Regions from separate parts of the Homo sapiens genome. Here region 2 is linked to region 1. Evidence: read pairs that join two places in POLR2A ChIA-PET (ENCODE). Cell type or tissue: MCF 10A. All regions are shown on one strand.

Region 1 (4,000 bases):
TTTGAGGGGTTCAAGACTAGAGTGGAGAAGGAACTGCAGTTGTGGTGGAAACACCAAGAGAACTAGAAGTGGAGACGACAGATGTGACTGAATTGCTGCAAACTCATGATAGAACCTGGAAAAAGACATGGAAGAGCAAAGAAAGTGGTTTCCTGAGATGGAATCTATTCCTAGGGAACATGCTGTGAGCATGTCAAAATTACAACAAAGGATTCAGAATAAACTTAATTGACAAAGACGTGGCAGGGTTTGAGGGAACTGACTCCTATTCTGAAAGAAGTCCTACTGTGGGCAAAATGCTAAACAGCAACGCATGCTACAAAGAAATCTTTTGTGAAAGGAAGAGTCCATCAATGTGGCAAATTTCATTGTTGTCTTCTTTTAAGAAACTGTCGCAGCCACCACCTCAACCTTCAACCACCACCACCGTCATCAGTCAGCAGCCATCAACATCTGGGCAAAAAGACTATGACTCGACTTGCTAAAAACTCAGATGATCCTTAGCATTTTTCAGTAATAAAATATTTTAAAATTAAGATCCGTACATTGTTTAGGCATAAGGCTACTGCCCTATTCACAGACGGCAATACAGTGTAAACATAACTTTGTATGCACTAGGAAACCAAAAACTGTGTGTGACTTGCTTTACTGCCGTATTTGCTTTATGTGATGGCCTGAAATCAAACCCACAATTTTCTCAGACGTGTGTCTGTACATTTGTCCAAACCCATAGAATGTACAAAAGCAAGAGTGAACCCTCCTGTAATCCCAGCACTCTGGGAGGCCGAGGCAGGTGGATCACAAGGTCAGGAGTTCAAGACCGGCATGGCCAAGATAGTAAAACCCTGTCTCTACTAAAAATACAAAAATTAGCTGGGTGTGGTGGCAGGAGCTTGTAATCCCACCTACTTAGGAGGCTGAGGCAGGAGAATCGCTTGAACCCGGGTGGCAGAGGTTGCAATGAGCCGAGATCATGCCACTGCACTCCAGCCTGGGTGACAGAGTGAGACTCCATCTTAAAAAAAAAAAAAAAAAGAGTGAACCCTAATGTAAGCTGTGGACTTGGGAGACTTAAGGATGTGTCAGTGTAGGTTTGTGGACTATAACTCTTGCGAAGGGAAACTAATAGGGGAAGCTGGATGTTGGGGTAGCAGGTATACAGGCACTCTCTGTACCTTCTGCTCAATTTTGCTGTGAACCCAAAACTGCTCTAAAAAATAAAGCCTATTGAAAACAGATTTGCACGTTCTACATGGTACATAACCATCCATCTTTACTGCCATTAATGCCACACCACGTATTTAGCACCAAGATCCAAGAGCTCAATTCAGCGTTCTGGACCAGACTAAAAGGTGAGCTGAGTGCGTTTACTGGGTCAGCTGCATCATTTCCAGCCCGCAGGCCAGTTCGCCGGGTGGCATCCAGGACTTACGAGGTCAAGGGAATGTCTACCTGCTCCACCGCCAACGCTGTTTCCCCTGTTCATGTCCCAGCAGTGCCGGGTTCAGCCCAAGCCCCTCCTCTCGCTGAGAATCCCTCCTACCTCACTACAACTTAGAAATATCTTTCCAACATACAGACGTAATCGTGTGGGAAACGTCTGCCCATTTACAAACCTCAAGTGCCTCACTGAATTTCGCCAGTGAAATTCCCAAGTGACAAAGGATGAGATTTGTTCTCTTCTTCCAGGGCTCAGTCTTCACCAGGGAAAATTGACTTAGGAAGATTCCTTCACAAGGAATGGCCGGAAGCTACTGGGGGACAGCAGAGAAAGGAACGACTAAACCTCCCCCTAGAATGAGGCGCGGAAACACCAGGAAGACGAACTGAAAACCTGACCCTGAATGTGGCCAGAGGAATCACTGTGGCCCGTTTCCAAGAATCTCAGATTACCAGAGACACAGCTAAGTGGGCAGAAACCCCCTGTCCTAACAGAAGCCAGCTCCGAACTGAAAGGAAACACACGTCAAAAACGGCTTTCCTTAAAATGAGACTCTGACAGCCAAGGCTGGGAACGCAAGGGTTTTCATTCTATCACGTCAAGCACTTCACGGAGATGAAGTCCTTCATTCACTGCCTCACCCCGTGAGTCAGATGCTCAGCACATGCTGACGTTATTCTGAAAAAAAAAACAAAAAACAAATCCAATGACTTGCCCTGAGCCACAGCCATTGAGTCACAGGCAGAACTGGGAAGAGGCCTCGCTTCCCACATTTGGCAAGGCCAGTGACCCCTTCCCCGAAAAGACCTTCACAGAGATCATGACCTCTTTTATCTGATCAGGTGCAAACAAGCTGCCAACACTCCCTGGGCTTCTGAAGGCAAGGAGAAGAGCATCTGAAATCCCGCACGCTGTCTGTGCTGGGGAAAGTCCCAACAGGCAACATCAGCCCCAAGATACTCTGAGCTCCTCAAGAGCCACTCAGCAGCGATCCATCCCGTCCACTTCTTGAGCACTTTGCATGGGACACTGGGTTCCACTGTCATTGCTCAGCCGTTGTCCCACATGGCTGTTTAGCTGTGCTATGCAGGCTTCTTGCCCCAGCAGGTGGGGTCAGGTCTTCTTCTTATCCACCTCTACCACAGCTGTTCCTCAATAACAGCTCCCAGCTGACAGCAGCTCCGCCCTGCAGCTCCAGGTATAAACTGGAGTTTGCCCGCCATGTAAGTGCTGCGCAAACTGGATTCCTGAGTCAAGGAGAGAAGAACAGAGAAAGAAACTGGTACAAGGAAGACTGAGCCCTGGAAGAAGAGAACAAAACTCACCCTTTTTCAGCAGCTCCTCACTCTCCAAGCCTGACCTTCACAGCACCACACAGAGCAAGTCAGGCAGCTCTGGCATCAACAGAGCTGTTCAGAGCACAGATCCGATGTGCCCAGCGCTGGGGCTCTATCCCTCCCTCCAGATGCTGTGCAGCCACACAAATAACATGGGGGTAAGACACTTCCTCAGGCCAGAAACACCTGAAGAAAGCCCCAAGCATGCTGGCAAACACACATGCAAGAGGGCACACAGAAGGTGCTGAGACCTTCACCTCTGCCACAGTTACGAGGTCACTGGTCCACGCTCAACAGGCAGCAGAGCCCAGAACAAAATCCAGGACAGAATGAGGCTGTCCCAGGCAGTTCCTAAGGGCATGGAGACACTCTATTTTACTGGAAAAGATGCTTGCTTGGTATAAGATTTTGTCCTGGCTCACAGCCCAAGAGTGGACCAGCGGAGCCAGGCCTGGTCCCCCCCACCCCCCTGCCACACACACTGTGCCACCTACCCCCTGGGCCAATCCACAGCAGACAAGCTGCAGAGCAGGAATCTCCGCAGCACAACTGCGCTTCCTCCACTCAGCCACCCTCTCCCTCCTCCTCCCTTCGCCATCCTCATCCCCACAAACAAGAGAAAAGGCCTCTGTTTAAGTCACTTGGAAAAGAACGAATCACAGCTCAGCAAGGGAAGAGTGGCTTGAAGTGGCCCTCACAGCAGACTGCCTGTGTGGCCAGATCCCTCCTCCACTGCCCTCACCCCAATCCTGCCCATTCAGACCAGCTGTGTGCATCTCTGTCAGAAACAGGCATAAATGCTTTCTGATCTCTGCGACTCCATGAAAACAGGAACAAGCTACATGCTCCACGCACACACTCTAAATGCAGGCCCCCCCCCTCCCCCGGCGCCTCTGGAGGCAGGCTCCCTTTAAGAACTACCCACCCCATGTGCAGGCTGCACTCCCTCTCAGGGTGCGCCTGGAGTGAACACTCAGACTAAGCTAAGCTAATCTGTTTTCTCAAGGAGGTGCAGGCTCAGCCTATGCTAGGAGATTAGACCCACAGGTAGACACATGAGTCCTGGGCAGAGAAAATCCCACTGCAGAGAGAGGAGAAAGCAGCCACCTGGCCTGGAGGAGCAGAGCTGAGATCCAGCTGTGGCCACCATGGACTGGGCTGGACCCAGGTCCCAGTTCTCATGCCTTCTGAGGCCAGCCAGCCTTCTTCCTCTCAGTAATGA
Region 2 (4,000 bases), 160 kb before region 1:
ACACAATGCAGGGCCAGATCCTCCCCTGGCTGTTGGAAAGCAGCCCTGCCTGGAGGCCTTGGTCTGGGCACCTCCATGCTCCCACTTAGGGCTTTCTGCTCGGGGGAGCCAGAGGAACGGTGTCAGGCCAAATGTCAGGAAGAGAGATGGTTGTTTGAACAGAACATAGCATTGAGAAGCCTATTTCTATGTAGTCTGTTCTCTACTGGTGTGCAAGCTCCTTGGTGGATATGAGAAACTTGTCTCTGCTACCCTTGAGCCCCCTGGTGCTCTGTATGGCAGGGACCAATGTTTGCTGAGTTCTGAACATGCCGCTTGTAAAGTACAGGGTACGATGCCTCTTTACTAACACTCAAATCAAGCGAACAACCAAACTCAACCCACATACCCGTTACCCACCAACTAAGCCAGAATCAAAGTGCACAACCCAGCCTGAAGGAAATCTGAGGAGCCCTGTTTAGCAAGTAACATAAATACCCCTTTCAGCCTGAGTGCAGGCGGCTCACGACACTAATCCCAGCACTTTGGGAGGCCGAGGCAGGAAGATCGCTTGAGGCCAGGAGTTCAAGACCAGCCTGGGCAACATAGCAAGAACCCATCTCTACAAACATTTTTTTTAAAAAAAATTAGCAGGGCATGGTGGTGCATGCCTGTTGTCCTAGCTCCTTGCAGGCTGAGGTGGGAGGATCGCTTGGGCACAGGAGTTCGAGGCTGCAGTGAGCTATGGTCATACCCACCCCTGCACTCCAGTCTTAAGCAACAGAGTGAGATCCTGTCTCTTAAAAAAAAAAAAAAAAAGAAAGAAAAACAGAAAAATCCCCCTTTAAAAATCTCTAATGTTTGTTCTTAAAAAAAAAAAGTAACATTTTTTTCTTCCCCAAAGCTCGTTTCAAATAATGAAGTCTGTGGTTCTAATTAATTTTTTATACTGTGTGCACGAAAGCTCCTTCACCTAAGTATTTTTTGCAAATCCTTTTGACATTGCAGAATTAAATTTTCTCACTCCTGCCTCCCTTTCCCCTTTGACTCTGCAAATATGCACAACATATGAAAACATGGACGTGCCTGGAAACCAAATGTTCCAACTGGCAAAGCCAGTTCAGTTCCAAGATAAAATTTGCTAAGGAGCTTCCTCTTGAGGGGCCAGTGAGTGAGGCAGGGAGGAGCCGGTGCAGGCAGAGGAGCCCAGTGCTGGGGACCCGACCTGCGCGAAACACCACAAGGATGTTGTCACTTGTACCCTGCTTTCCTTATTTCCGTCCACCTGCTCACCTGGAGTTCTTGCCAGCAGGGAAAGACAGTGCAATCAGAGGAGCCGGGGAGGCTTTTGCTAAGTGCCTGTCATTGCCTCTTTCATTTCCAGCTCCCTCGTTGCTGTCAATCACCCCTCATGCTGTTTTTCCCCATTGTCATGTAAAGTGTGTATGTATTGAGGCTGCCCTGTTACTCTGAGCAGCCAGGAATCTTCTCAACAAAGAATTCGGAATGAACGGAATCTGATTCTGGCCACTGGAGGGACTGCCTGTCATGTGTCAAAGCATCAGCTAAATCAAGAACCTTAGAAAAACAACAACAAAACCCCAGCTCCGTCTCGCACAGGTGGCCTTGTGGGCTCTGATCTGTCTGTCTGATGGGATTGTGGTTGGGGGTGGGGAGCGCAGATTTTCAAGGCAGTCAGACTCTACTGAAACAGCCCCCACATCCTCTCTAATAGCCTGAGTCTTGGGGTTTAAAACCTAACAGATCCCCATTTATACATGCCATACATCCAGAAAAACTTATTATTTATAGGTCTTTTCATGCTTCACAAAGGTCCTAAGCCGTGTCAGTTATGGTTCCCCAAAACTGGGACTGAAGCAGAAACACCTGTCAATTCTTGAAATTAAGCAATATTGAAGTAATATTTGTTTTTTAAAAAGGTGTCAACTAAAGTCATCACTTTATCAATCCATTACATCCAAAGACATCTCTGCTCCGTTACATCCCAGGGGAATGTGTTTGAGACTCACCCAGTACTTGGCTCAGCAGATGCCAGCCTTGCCCTCGAGGAGCTTCCTCTCGAGGGGCCAATGAGTGAGGCAATTTCTAGGTGGTTTGGGTCCAAGCGGTGCTAGCCTTCTCTTGTTTAACAGGCACTCCCTTACACATTTTGGTATCAAGTCATCAACACAGATGGACATTTAGAGATGCGGATTGTGAGCAGAACCCTAGAGAGGGGCTCCCACTGCCAGGACAGGCTGGGACTCTGCAGAGCAGGGAAGGAGGAGCACCCAGAGCTGGCGCAGGGGTTTGGAGACAGACAGGTGAAAGAGGGCCCTCTGCAGGCGTCTCCCTGACAACTGGGGTCAGAACCGGGGACTCGGTCCTGGCCTTGGTCTTCCCAGATGACTCCAGGGTGGAGGCAATGACTTTCTGAGACTTTTCTGTTGTGAAATCAGGGTTAGACTAGAAGCTGGCTTAGGCTCTTGGCTCCAGTAGGTTCTGTGCCTCAGTTTCCCTACATCCCATCTATCTCTAAGGACCGACTGTAAGAACAGGGGCAGGCACTCCAAGTATGGGCATACAGGGAGGACCTTTTGTGCTTGCATTTCTATTCCTGACACTAACTGTTACCCCATGCCTTGAGAAAGGGTGTGTCCACAAGCTGCCACAAGGGAATACGTCAGAGAAAACCGGCTTACAAGGCAGGTAGAAAGTCTATTCTGAAATGTTTAAAGAAACTGTGTGTATATGTGTGTGTGTGTATATATGTATATATATGTGGTGTGTATATATATGTATATATCTGTGGTGTCTATATATGTATATATGTGTTTATATATGTATATATATGTGGCATGTATATATACGTATATATATGTGGCATGTATATACGTATATATATGTGGCATGTATATATACGTATATATATGTGGCATGTATATATACGTATATATATGTGGCATGTATATATACGTATATATATGTGGCATGTATATATGTATGTATCTGTGGTGTCTATGTATATATGTGGTGTTTATATATGTATATATCTGTGGCATTTATATATGTATATCTATGTGGCATGTATATACATGTATATATGTGGCATGTATATTTGTATATATATGTGGCATGTATATATATGTATATATCTGTGGTGTATGTATATATGTATATATATGTGGTGTTTGTATATATATATGTGGTGTGTATATGTGGTGTGTATATATATGTGGTGTTTACATATGTATACATGTGGCATGTATATATGTTGTGCTTGTATATCTATGTGGCGTATATATATGTGGTGTTTATATAAATGTAGCATGTATCTATATGTATATATATGGTGTGTTTATATGTATATATATGTGGCGTTTATATATGTATATCTATGTGGCATGTATATATATGTATGTATCTGTGGTGTGTGTGTGTATATGTATATATATGTGGTGTTTGTATATATGTATATATGTGGCGTGTATATATATGTGGTGTGTATATATGTGGTGTTTACATATGTATATATGTGGCGTGTATACATGTGGTGTTTATAGATGTATATGTGGCATGTATATATATGTATACATATGTGGTGTGTATATATATGTGGCGTTTATATATGTATAAATGTGGCATCTATATATACGTATACATGTGGTGTGTATATATGTATATATGCGGTGTTTACATATGCATATATGTGGCATGCATATGTATATATATGTGGTGTTTATATATGTATATATGTGGCAGGTATATGTATATGTGGTGTGTATATATGTATATGTGGTGTGTATATATATGTATATATATGTGGTGTGTATACATGTATATATATGTGGTGTGTATATATATACGTATATATGTGGCATGTATATATGTGTATATATGTGGCGTGTATATATGTATATATGTGGCATGTATATATGTATATATGTAGCATGTATATATATGTGGTGTGTATATATGTGTGTATATATATGCTCACATATATACACACATAGACACACAC

Evidence for each region. ChIA-PET counts read pairs that join two places held together with the same protein. Peaks named below come from ENCODE experiments on the same cell type or tissue, not always from the same donor. Only the 100,000 strongest peaks of a DNase experiment are listed, where the experiment ranks them.
Region 2: POLR2A ChIA-PET joins it to region 1 with 5 read pairs; 4 of 35 experiments call an interaction of 5 or more read pairs at or near these places.

The regions. Positions count from the first base shown.
Region 1 is chr1:230,112,042-230,116,041 of GRCh38, reverse strand. The region is part of intron 1 of GALNT2 (polypeptide N-acetylgalactosaminyltransferase 2); the gene reads right to left. Among named protein-coding and RNA genes, the nearest start is that of GALNT2, 47 kb to the right of the region's middle. RefSeq lists enhancers at 1,593-2,792, 3,691-4,000. In MCF 10A, no CTCF peak of the experiment used is centred here; a DNase peak (open chromatin) is centred at 2,141.
Region 2 is chr1:230,274,911-230,278,910 of GRCh38, reverse strand. The region is part of intron 15 of GALNT2 (polypeptide N-acetylgalactosaminyltransferase 2); the gene reads right to left. Among named protein-coding and RNA genes, the nearest start is that of PGBD5, 150 kb to the left of the region's middle. In MCF 10A, no CTCF peak of the experiment used is centred here; no DNase peak of the experiment used is centred here.